Linked DNA regions of Homo sapiens: region 2 is linked to region 1. A link is an interaction called in ENCODE POLR2A ChIA-PET data of the cell type or tissue named here. Cell type or tissue: Caco-2. All regions are shown on one strand. Links, peaks and the distances in the headings refer to the core of each region. The heading gives the core; the rest is flanking DNA.

What was found. ChIA-PET counts read pairs that join two places held together with the same protein. Peaks named below come from ENCODE experiments on the same cell type or tissue, not always from the same donor. Only the 100,000 strongest peaks of a DNase experiment are listed, where the experiment ranks them.
Region 2: POLR2A ChIA-PET joins it to region 1 with 5 read pairs; 2 of 35 experiments call an interaction of 5 or more read pairs at or near these places.

The regions. Positions count from the first base shown.
Region 1 is chr3:57,823,735-57,831,070 of GRCh38, reverse strand. The region is part of intron 2 of SLMAP (sarcolemma associated protein); the gene reads right to left. Among named protein-coding and RNA genes, the nearest start is that of SLMAP, 71 kb to the right of the region's middle. In Caco-2, for the core only: no CTCF peak of the experiment used is centred there; a DNase peak (open chromatin) is centred at 3,640.
Region 2 is chr3:57,883,644-57,886,143 of GRCh38, reverse strand. The region is part of intron 14 of SLMAP (sarcolemma associated protein); the gene reads right to left. Among named protein-coding and RNA genes, the nearest start is that of FLNB, 120 kb to the left of the region's middle. In Caco-2, for the core only: no CTCF peak of the experiment used is centred there; no DNase peak of the experiment used is centred there.

The sequences.
Region 1 (7,336 bases), core at 2,132-4,631:
AGAACTAAAAACATGTTCTCATAAAAACTTCTACACAAATGTTGGCATTATTCATAATAGCCAAAAAGGGAAAATAATCCAACTATCCATCAACTGATAAATGAATAAACAAATGTGGTAGACATTCATATAACTGAATATTATTTGGCAATAAAGGGGTGAAGTATTGATAACATGCTATAACATGAATGAACGTTTAAAACATTATGTGAAGTAAAAGAAGTCAGTCACAAAAGACTGATGTATTATAATGATTCATTTTATATGAAACATCCAGAATAGGCAAAGCTATACAGACAAAAAGTACATGAGTGCTTACAAAAGGCTGAAGTGGCAGGTAGGAATGGGATGGGTACAAGGTTTCTTTTTGAGATGATGAAAATATTCTAAAATTAGTGGTGATGGTTGTCCAAATTTGCTTCTCATCACTTGGGTAACCCTCCCTCTTTAAAAACAGAAAGGATAGCAGGAGGCACAAGAAGCCTACCTATTTATCACTTACAAATCCTTAAAAATTTCAGCACAACTGGGATCACACACAATAGACTTACTAGGAAGAGAACCACCAGTAAAAAAAGACGTACCTTTCTTTTTCGATTTTTCTACACTCTTCAGCCCTACTTATTTTAGTAACACATTTTCGCTGAATTTCTTCCTAAGGAAGAAAGGTAAAAAGACACCTAATACACTATATATCAAAATATACTTTTGCCATCAGGCCCTCATTTAACATTAAAGCTATGATAAAGATATTACTATTTTAGGCCAGGTGTGGTGGCTCACGCCTGTAATCCCAGAACTTTGGGAGGCTGAGGCGGGCAGATCACTTGAGGTCAGAGGTTCGAGACCAGCCTCGCCAACATGGTGGTGTATGGTGGTGTGGTGGCACGTGCCTGTAATCCCAGCTACTTGGGAGGCTGAGGCAGGAGAATCACCTGAACCCGGGAGGCAGAGGTTGCAGTGAGCCAAGATCGTGCCCCTGCACTCCAGCCTGGACAACAGAGCGAGACTCCATCTCAAAAACAAACAAACAAACAAAAAAAGATATTACTACTTTCATTTATAAAGGAAAAAAGTGAGATGCAGGTATATTAAGTATCTTTCAAAAGTCACAGAACTGGGGAACACAGAAGCAAGAGTTCAAATAAGAAAATTAAAAGGGCCATTTTTCCTCATTACTTCACAGGGGACACAGACTTTATGTTTCATTTATCCTTCACCCCTCCCACAGCTCTCTTCCAAAATTAAATACAACTAAAGACTAAGAAGCAATCTGCAGAAAATGTTCAAATTACATTTCATTTCATTAATTGGTAGCTGACAATATAAAGGCCACTAGGCTGTCTATAAATGACTTATTCTCTGTTTATAATTCAAAATAGACCAACTGTTACTTTGATTAGCAGTTTGTATATCTAATTACAGACGATTAATTAGAAAATTGTGTTGATATTTTAAATACATTTGAAACTTACAGGACTTAACATTTCACCCAGGGAGATAAGGACAGACAATACTTTCAAGTAGGAATATTTACCCTCAAAATTTTTTCTACACTGGAACTTAATGTTACATTGTATAAGAGAGTTTTTTTTTTAATAAATATATTCTTGGGAAATGTGGTAATGTCTGGATTCTGGTCAGGTTATTTTTAGTAATATGTGCCTGGGCAAGTTAAATAAGGGGATTATATGATATTTACAGTGGTTTTCAAACTTCAAGTTCTGATACATTAGTGGGTTACTAAGCCAATTTAGTGAGTTGCAACTAGCATTTTTTAAAAAAACATAAAATGGAACAGAATAAAAATAAAGAATACATGAAAAAAGGTTTATTACTGTTTAACAACACTGTTGAAAAACAAAAAGAAATATATGTACATATATATACAACATATATATGTATGTATATCAACACCTCATGTTTGTAGCTTCTATATAACTCTAAAACCACAACATATTTTCAAATTTAAAAGGTTTTACATCAGGGCCCAGACACAGTGGCTCATGTCTGTAATCTCAGCACTTCGGGAGGCCAAGGTGGGAGAATCACTTGAGCCCAGGAGTTCAAGACCAGCCTGGGCAACAAAGTGAGACCCCATCCCTACAAAAAAATACAAAAAATCAGCTGGGCATGGTGGTGCAGGCCTGTAGTCCCAACTACTCGGGAGGTTGAGCTGGGAGGATGGCTTGAGCCCTGGGAGGTTGCGGCTGCAGTGAGCCATAATCATGCCACTATACTCCAGCCTGAGCAACAGCATGAACTCCTGTCTCAAAAAAAATTTTTTTTCTTACATCAATATCAACCCAGGTTCTTTTCATTCTGACATGTCTATATTACCGTCCAAAGCATACCATGGTACCTTTGGCCTCCGTTTAGCTTGAACATATAATTTATATTAGTTGCTCGTTCTTCTTCTGCTTTCAACCTGCTAATGGCTTTCAAACACCTTAGAATAAAATCCGAAGTCCTTACCATTGTAGCCCTACAGGATCTGGTCCTGGTTCCCTCACAACTCAATCACTCCCACTCTTTTCCTTCTGCATCCTTTTCAGTTACACTAACTTCTATTCATCCCCCTAACCCTCTGTACTTGTATACAGCTACAGCACATTAGTTTAGTTCTCTACAGAAATATTTTCATTTATATAATTTAACCTTTTGCCCTTGGCTGTTTTGAAAGATTGACATATTAAAAAAAAGATTCTGTACCTCCTGTAAAACAATTTACCATTAATCAGTCTACATTATGTATAGAAGTTATTCTGTTTACTATCAGGTTAGGTTTCTAAGGTATAAAAATGTTAAACTAGGCTGGGCATGATGGCCTACGTTTGTAATCCCAGCACTCTGGGAGGCCAAAGCGGGTGGATCACCTGAGGTCAGGAGTTTGAGACCACCCTGGCCAACATGGTGAAACCCCATCTCTACTAAAAACACAAAAAATTAGCTGGGCATGGTGGTGCACGCCTGTTATCCCAGCTACTCGGCGGCAGTGAGGGGCTGAGACAGGAGAATTGCTTGAATCTGGGGGGCAGAGGTTGCTGTGAGCTAAGATCGTGCCACTGCACACTTCAGCCTGGGCAATAGAGTGAGACTCTGTCTCATAAATAAATAAATGTTAAACTGTTTGCAAGGGCCTAGAAAGGGAGTATGCTTATAGTCCCTGGGTACATTTCCAGCAAGTAGATATATTACTTGATCCTTTGTCAAATTCAAACCAGAAATATCCTTCTCCTCTATGCTGATAACCTTCTTCTATCAGGCTTTTATTCCCTCCTCTTAAAAGGAGTTTTGACCACATTAAAAAAGAAATAAAGAATCTGTTGAAGTCTTAACTATCTTTCTTTCCCAGTAGCCTAAGGAATGTCCTAGCAGCTGTAGTATTTGCATTAGCCACCAGACATTCACTTTGATGTTGAGCAGGTGAGTAAGGAGCTCTGAATTTAAAAACCCTGTGTGGCTTAAGGTGAAAGTTCAACAGCAGCACTTTCATTGTTTTAAGGTTTTAATTCTTTGATCAACTCCTTGCTTTCCCTGAATAAACTTTAAGTTCCCAACAATCAGGCATTGATGGTGATCCTTGAATTGAAAGGTTTACCCCTGTCTCATCAGTCACTTTTCCTTGTCTCTTGCTGATTAACTTCAATGACACAGGAACAGCACTTCACAGGTTGCACAATTTGCTCTTTGACCTTCAGAAAGTTCCTGCTATAGATGAATTCATTCCATAAATACATACATTTTGCATCACTTTCAACTTTGCTACAATCTGTAAATATTTTCATTTCCATTATAATGATACACTGATTCTTTTTAACTCTTTCTACATTGATAGGTTTTGCAATATCCAAACACCAACAGATGAATAACATTTGAAGTAAAGCTTCAGAACAAAGCACAAATATAGTAGACACACCACAGGCCAGGGGCCACAAACTCTAAGTCCATATAGGGGAGTTCTTAAGATATGAATGCAGAATAGATTCGAGGTAGATAGCAGATACTGCAACAAAAATTTTTAATCTCCTTGAATCACCACCTAAAATCAGAGTGACTAAGATAGCAAAACCAAAATCCCATGGGAAACATTTGTAACAAAAGTAGGTGACACAGTACCCACACAAACCCCAAAATAAGAGTGGGGAAGACCACCAAAAGCCACAAGACCTGCATGGAATCAGCATCTGTGCAGAAGGATACGTAAGGAAACAAAGGGGGCATTTGGGGGACTTGAGGACAACACCAAAATAGCTATTAGGTGTTCACTGGACAGTATGGAGGCCAACTGAAGAAAAGCTGGAAATGGGAATGGTGTGGCTCAATCCAATAACAAGTGAGTGCAGGGTAAGTTCCTAAAAAGGCTGGAACAGTCTGAGCCATATAAATTCTTAAAACCAACCTACCAACCAAAGCTACCTTCCAGGAATGGGCTCCAAACTGAGGGAAAACTGCTGGGAGTGGAACCAAAATTAAGCAGAACAGGGACAATAGAGACAAGGAAAGAAAAGGTTCAGATAAAAGTTGAGAAGGGGAAAGGAAGCCACCATATTTTTAAACATTTTACAAAAACAACAGAAGAGGGAGCTCTGTGAATTAGAAAAGTTATCCTGAACCATGACCCCTTTTTAAAGTTCAGGAAAACCAATTTCATATAAAAATTAGCAACAGAAATGTATCAAGGTCACATCCATACAGTTATTTTAAGAAAAAAGAGAATAAGGAGCAGAATAGTATCTTTACAGATAATGAAAAACAGACCTTGGGAAGAGATCAAAACTGTAAACTTCTATTTCAAAACAAGCTAAAAGACATTAGAAAAATAATTCAAGACATGAAAGAGCAAAATAAATCACAATTATACAACTCAAGAAAAGGTGAAATAACTCAAAAGAATAGAAGTAAAAGGAAAAATTCATTTTAGAAATGAATACAAATTAGAAGGCTCACAAGAGTGATTAAATATAACAAATAATGCCTTAGAGTAAATAAAAGGTTTTAAAAAGGGTAAAATTTTTTAAAACCATAAAGAATGAAGAAAGTGACATCAGCAAAATGCCAGAGTAGGCAGCTCCAAGCTCCCCATAGAAACACTGAAAAACAAGCAGAAACTATCAGAACCAACTTTGTTAAAAGTCTCGAAAACAGTCAAAGGTTTACAGCACCCAAGTAAACGCTGAATCAAGAAAAAGGCAATTAAAATATAGGAAAGCTTTGTGGCATTACTTACCCTAGTCCCATCCCCCTCTCCAGCACAAAATAAGTCTTGGAGACATCAGCCTGCATTCCCAGCGTGGGACACCCTGGTACCTAGTTCCAGAGGGAGCAGAGCAGACCTTAATCACAAATTATTTTGTCTAATTTTCACCTGTCTGGGGCTATAGGAAGAACTGGTGCAAGGCTTTCATCTTTGTTTTGCCTAACTCAGAACTCATCCAAGCTGTAAAAGTGGCTGGCATTGCTTTGTTAAGTGGGATTTACCCTAGGTGGTTCAACTTTAAAAAGGTATTTTATAATATAAAAATGTTTAAATGCCCCACATTTGTAGAAAATGAAAAAAAAAAAAAAAAGAAAACACACAATCATCTCAATGCAGAAAAGGCATTTGATGAAATATAAAATCTTTTCACAATAAAAGCACTCAGAAAGCTAACGTTAGAAGGGAACTTCCTCAACATGATAAAGGGCATTTATAAAAAACCAACAGCTAACATAATACTCAATAGTAAAAGACTGAAAGCATTCCCCATTGAGATCAAGAACAAGACAAGGATGCCGGCTTTCACCACTGCTGTTCAACACTGTACTAGAAGTTTCTTGTCTAGAAAGAATAAAAAAAAAAAAAGGCATTGAAATTGGAAAGGACGAAGTAAACTATGTTTATTCACAGATGACATGATCCTATATATAGAAAACCCCATAGAATTCACATGAAAACTATGAGTTAAACAAATCCAGCAAATTTGCAGCTTACAAGGTTAACACACAAAAAACAGTGTTTCTACATACCAGCAATGAATAATTCAAAAAGGAAATTAAGAAGACAATTCCATTTCCATCTAGAAGAATAAAATACCTATGAATAAATTTAACTGAGGAGGTAAAAGATTTTTACATTTAAAAACTGTAAAATATTGCTGAAAGATATTAAAGATGGTCTAAATAAATATAAAGATGTCCCCATGTTCATGGACTGGAAGTCTTAATACTGTGAAGGTATCAATATTTTCCAAAAAAATCCACAGATCCGGCACAATCCCTATCAAAATTCCAATGACCACCTTTTCTGCAGAAATGGAAAAGTCCATCCTCAAATTCATATGGAAATTGCAAGGGACCTTGAGTAGGCAATATAATCCTGAGAAAGAAGAACAAAGTTGGAAGATGCATATTTCCTGAATTCAAAACTTACTACAGAGGTACAGTAATCAAAACATTGTGTTACCGGCATACGGACAGATATAAAGATCAATGGAATAGAACCTAGAGTCCAGAAATAAATCCAAACATCTACAGCCTAGTGATTTTCAAAGTCCATTCAATGAGGAAAGAATCATCTCTTCAATAAATGATGCTGGGAAAACTGGAGAGACACATGCAGAAAAGTAAAGTTGGACCCCTGCCTCATACCATACACAAAAATGAACTCAAAATAAATTAAAGAGTTAAATATAAAAGCTAAAACCATAAAATACTTTTCGGCCATTATTTCTCTGACTATTTTTTCTGTCCCTTTCTCTCTCTCCTTCTAGGATTACCACAATGCATATGTTGGTAAGCTTGATGTCTTCTCATAAGTCCCTTAGGGTATGTTCATTTCTCTTCAAATTTTTCTCTCTGCTCCTCAGACAGGGTAATTGCAATTGCTTTGTCTTCAAGTTTACTTATTCTTTCTTCTGCCTGTTCAAATCTGCCATTGAACTCTCTACTGAATTATATTTTTTATAATTTTCATCTCTGTACTATGTTTCCCATTGATACATTGTTTTCCTGATTTCCTTTAGTTCTTTGACCATGATTTCCTTCACCTCTGTGGGTATATTTAAGATAAAGTTTTTTTTAATGCAGCCAAAAGACACATGAAAAAATGCTCATCATCACTGGCCATCAGAGAAATGCAAATCAAAACCACAATGAGATACCATCTCACACCAGTTAGAATGGCGATCATTAAAATGTCAGGAAACAACAGGTGCTGGAGAGGATGTGGAGAAATAGGAACACTTTTACACTGTTGCTGGGACTGTAAACTAGTTCAACCATTGTGGAAGTCAGTGTGGCGATTCCTCAGGGATCTAGAACTAGAAATACCACTTGACCCAGCCATCCCATTACT
Region 2 (2,500 bases), core at 1-2,500, 57 kb before region 1:
CAACAGAGCGAGACTCCATCTCAAAAAAAAAAAAAAATTATATCTTTAAAAAAGTTTCTGCTTCTTGGGCGCATTGGCTCATGCCTGTAATTCCAGCACTTTGGGAGGCCAAGGTGGGTGGATCACGAGGTCAGGAGTTCGAGACCAGCCTGACCAACATGGTGAAACCCCGTCTCTACTAAAAATACAAAAATTAGCTGGGCATGGTGATGCACGCCTGTAATCCCAGCTACTCAGGAGGCTGAGGCAGAAGAATCGCTTGAATCTGGGAGGCAGAGTTTACAGTGAGCCAAGATCGCACCACTGCACTCCAGCCTGGGCGACAGAGCAAGACTCTGTCTCAAAAAAAAAAAAAAAAAAAAAAAAAAAAAAGAACCAAAAACCGAAAAGCAAAACAACAATAACAACAACAACAAAAACAAGATGGCCGGGCGCGGTAGCTCATGCCTGTAATCCCAGCACTTTGGGAGGCCCAGGCGGGCGGATCACCTGAGGTCGGGAGTTTGAGACCAGCCTGACCAACGTGGAGAAACCCTGTCTCTACTAAAAACACAAATTTAGCCAGTCGTGGTGGTGGGTGCCTGTAATCCCAGCTACTCGGTAGGCTGACGCAGGAGAATCGCTTGAACCCGGGTGGTGGAGGTTGTGGTGAGCCGAGATCGCACCACTGCACTCTAGCCTGGGCGACAGAACAAGACTCTGTCTCAAAAAAAAAAAAAACACAAAAACAACAACAACAAAACAAAACAAAACAACAACAACAACAAACAAGCTGGCTGGGTGCAGTGGCTCACGCCTGTAATCTCAGCACTTTGGGAGGCCAAGGCGGGCATCACCTGAGGTCGGGAGTTCGAGACCAGACTGACCAACATGGAGAAACCTTGTCTCTACTAAAAATACAAATTTAGCCGGGCGTGGTGGTGGGTGCCTATAATCCCAGCTACTCAGGAGGCTGAGGCAGGAGAATTGCTTGAACCTGGGTGGTGGAGGTTGTGGTGAGCCGAGACTGTGCCATTGCACTCCAGCCTGGGCAACAAGAGCGAAACTCCGTTTCAAAAAAAAAAAAAAAAAATTTCTGCTTCTTACCTTTTTCCTATTTCTTCCCTACTCACATTTTTCTGTGTGTGTTTTTTTGTTTGTTTTTTGGTTTGATCTCTGTCTTTGTCAAGAAAGAATTTCCTCAAAAGTCTGATCTTGGCTTTCTCTTCATATTCAAGGGTGAGGCAATAAGAAGCTGACAAAGTCTTACATGCATTTGCAGGGCTTATTACACCCACTGGGCCACACAATGGCAGTTTGTTGGGAGACTTTTATTTTTTTATTTTATTTTTTTTTGAGACAAGGTCTGGCTCTATCACCCAGGCTGGAGTGCAGTGGCGTGATCTCTGCCCACTGCAATCTCCACCTTCTGGGCTCAAGCCATCCTCCCACCTCAGCCTCCCAAGTAGCTGGAACTACAGGTACACACCACCATGCCCGGCTGATTCTTTGCATTTTTTGTAGAGACGTGGTTTCGCCATGTTGCCCAAGCTGGTCTCGAACTCCTGAGCTCAAGCAATCTGCCCACCTTGGCCTCCCAAATTGCTATTTAAGTTATTTAAACACTTTGGGACAGTTTAAATATCAGTATCAATATGTGTTTCTCTTTGTCTGATTGGTTTCTCTGGAGTAGAGCCCTGCAGCTGCCTTTCTGGGGAATATAAGCCTGTTGACGAGCATTCTGATTCAGTACAGAGACTTTCATTTAACTCTCCCACTTTTCCCCAGTGAGATGCTCATACCTACCCCCTCAGACATATCTGAAATACCCCAGTCTACAGACTCTCCATTTCAGCCTCCAGAGAGCAAACCTTCAGTCTTTCTGAATAAAGAAAGAGATACTTGTCTGTCTGCATGGACAAGAATACAAAGTATCAGCCTGGTGTGGTGGCTCACGCCTATAATCCCAGCACATTGGGAGACCGAGGCAGGCAGATCGCTTGAGCCCAGGAGCTCGAAACCAGCCTGGGCAACATGACAAAACCCTGTCTCTACTAAAAATAGAAAAATTAACTGGGTGTGGTGACGTATGCCCTTAGTCTCAACTACTTGGGAGGCTGAGATGGGAGGATCGATACCTGCGAGGTTGTGGCTGCAGTGAGCCAAGATCATGCCACTGTACTACAGCCTAGGCAGCAGAGATCCTGTCTCAAAAAAAAAAAAAAAAGAAAGAAAAGAAAAAAGAAGAAGAAAAATAAGAAAATAGTTCAAATTATTCCTTATATAAACTTTTAATCCTGTTTTTAGCAACCATGCATTCCTGCCCTACCTGACAGGTATTAAGTGCCCCTTAGCCACAGTTTTAACTTGGTTTTCTGAAGTTTCCTTTACCCCATTGCAGGCCTTCAGAAAAGAGAAAGTGGAAACCCATATCTCTTACTACTCAATTGTATGTTTCACATTTTCCAAAATTTTGTTGGCATCTATTATCCACTGTAGTCTTCTCTCCCATTCTCTTGTG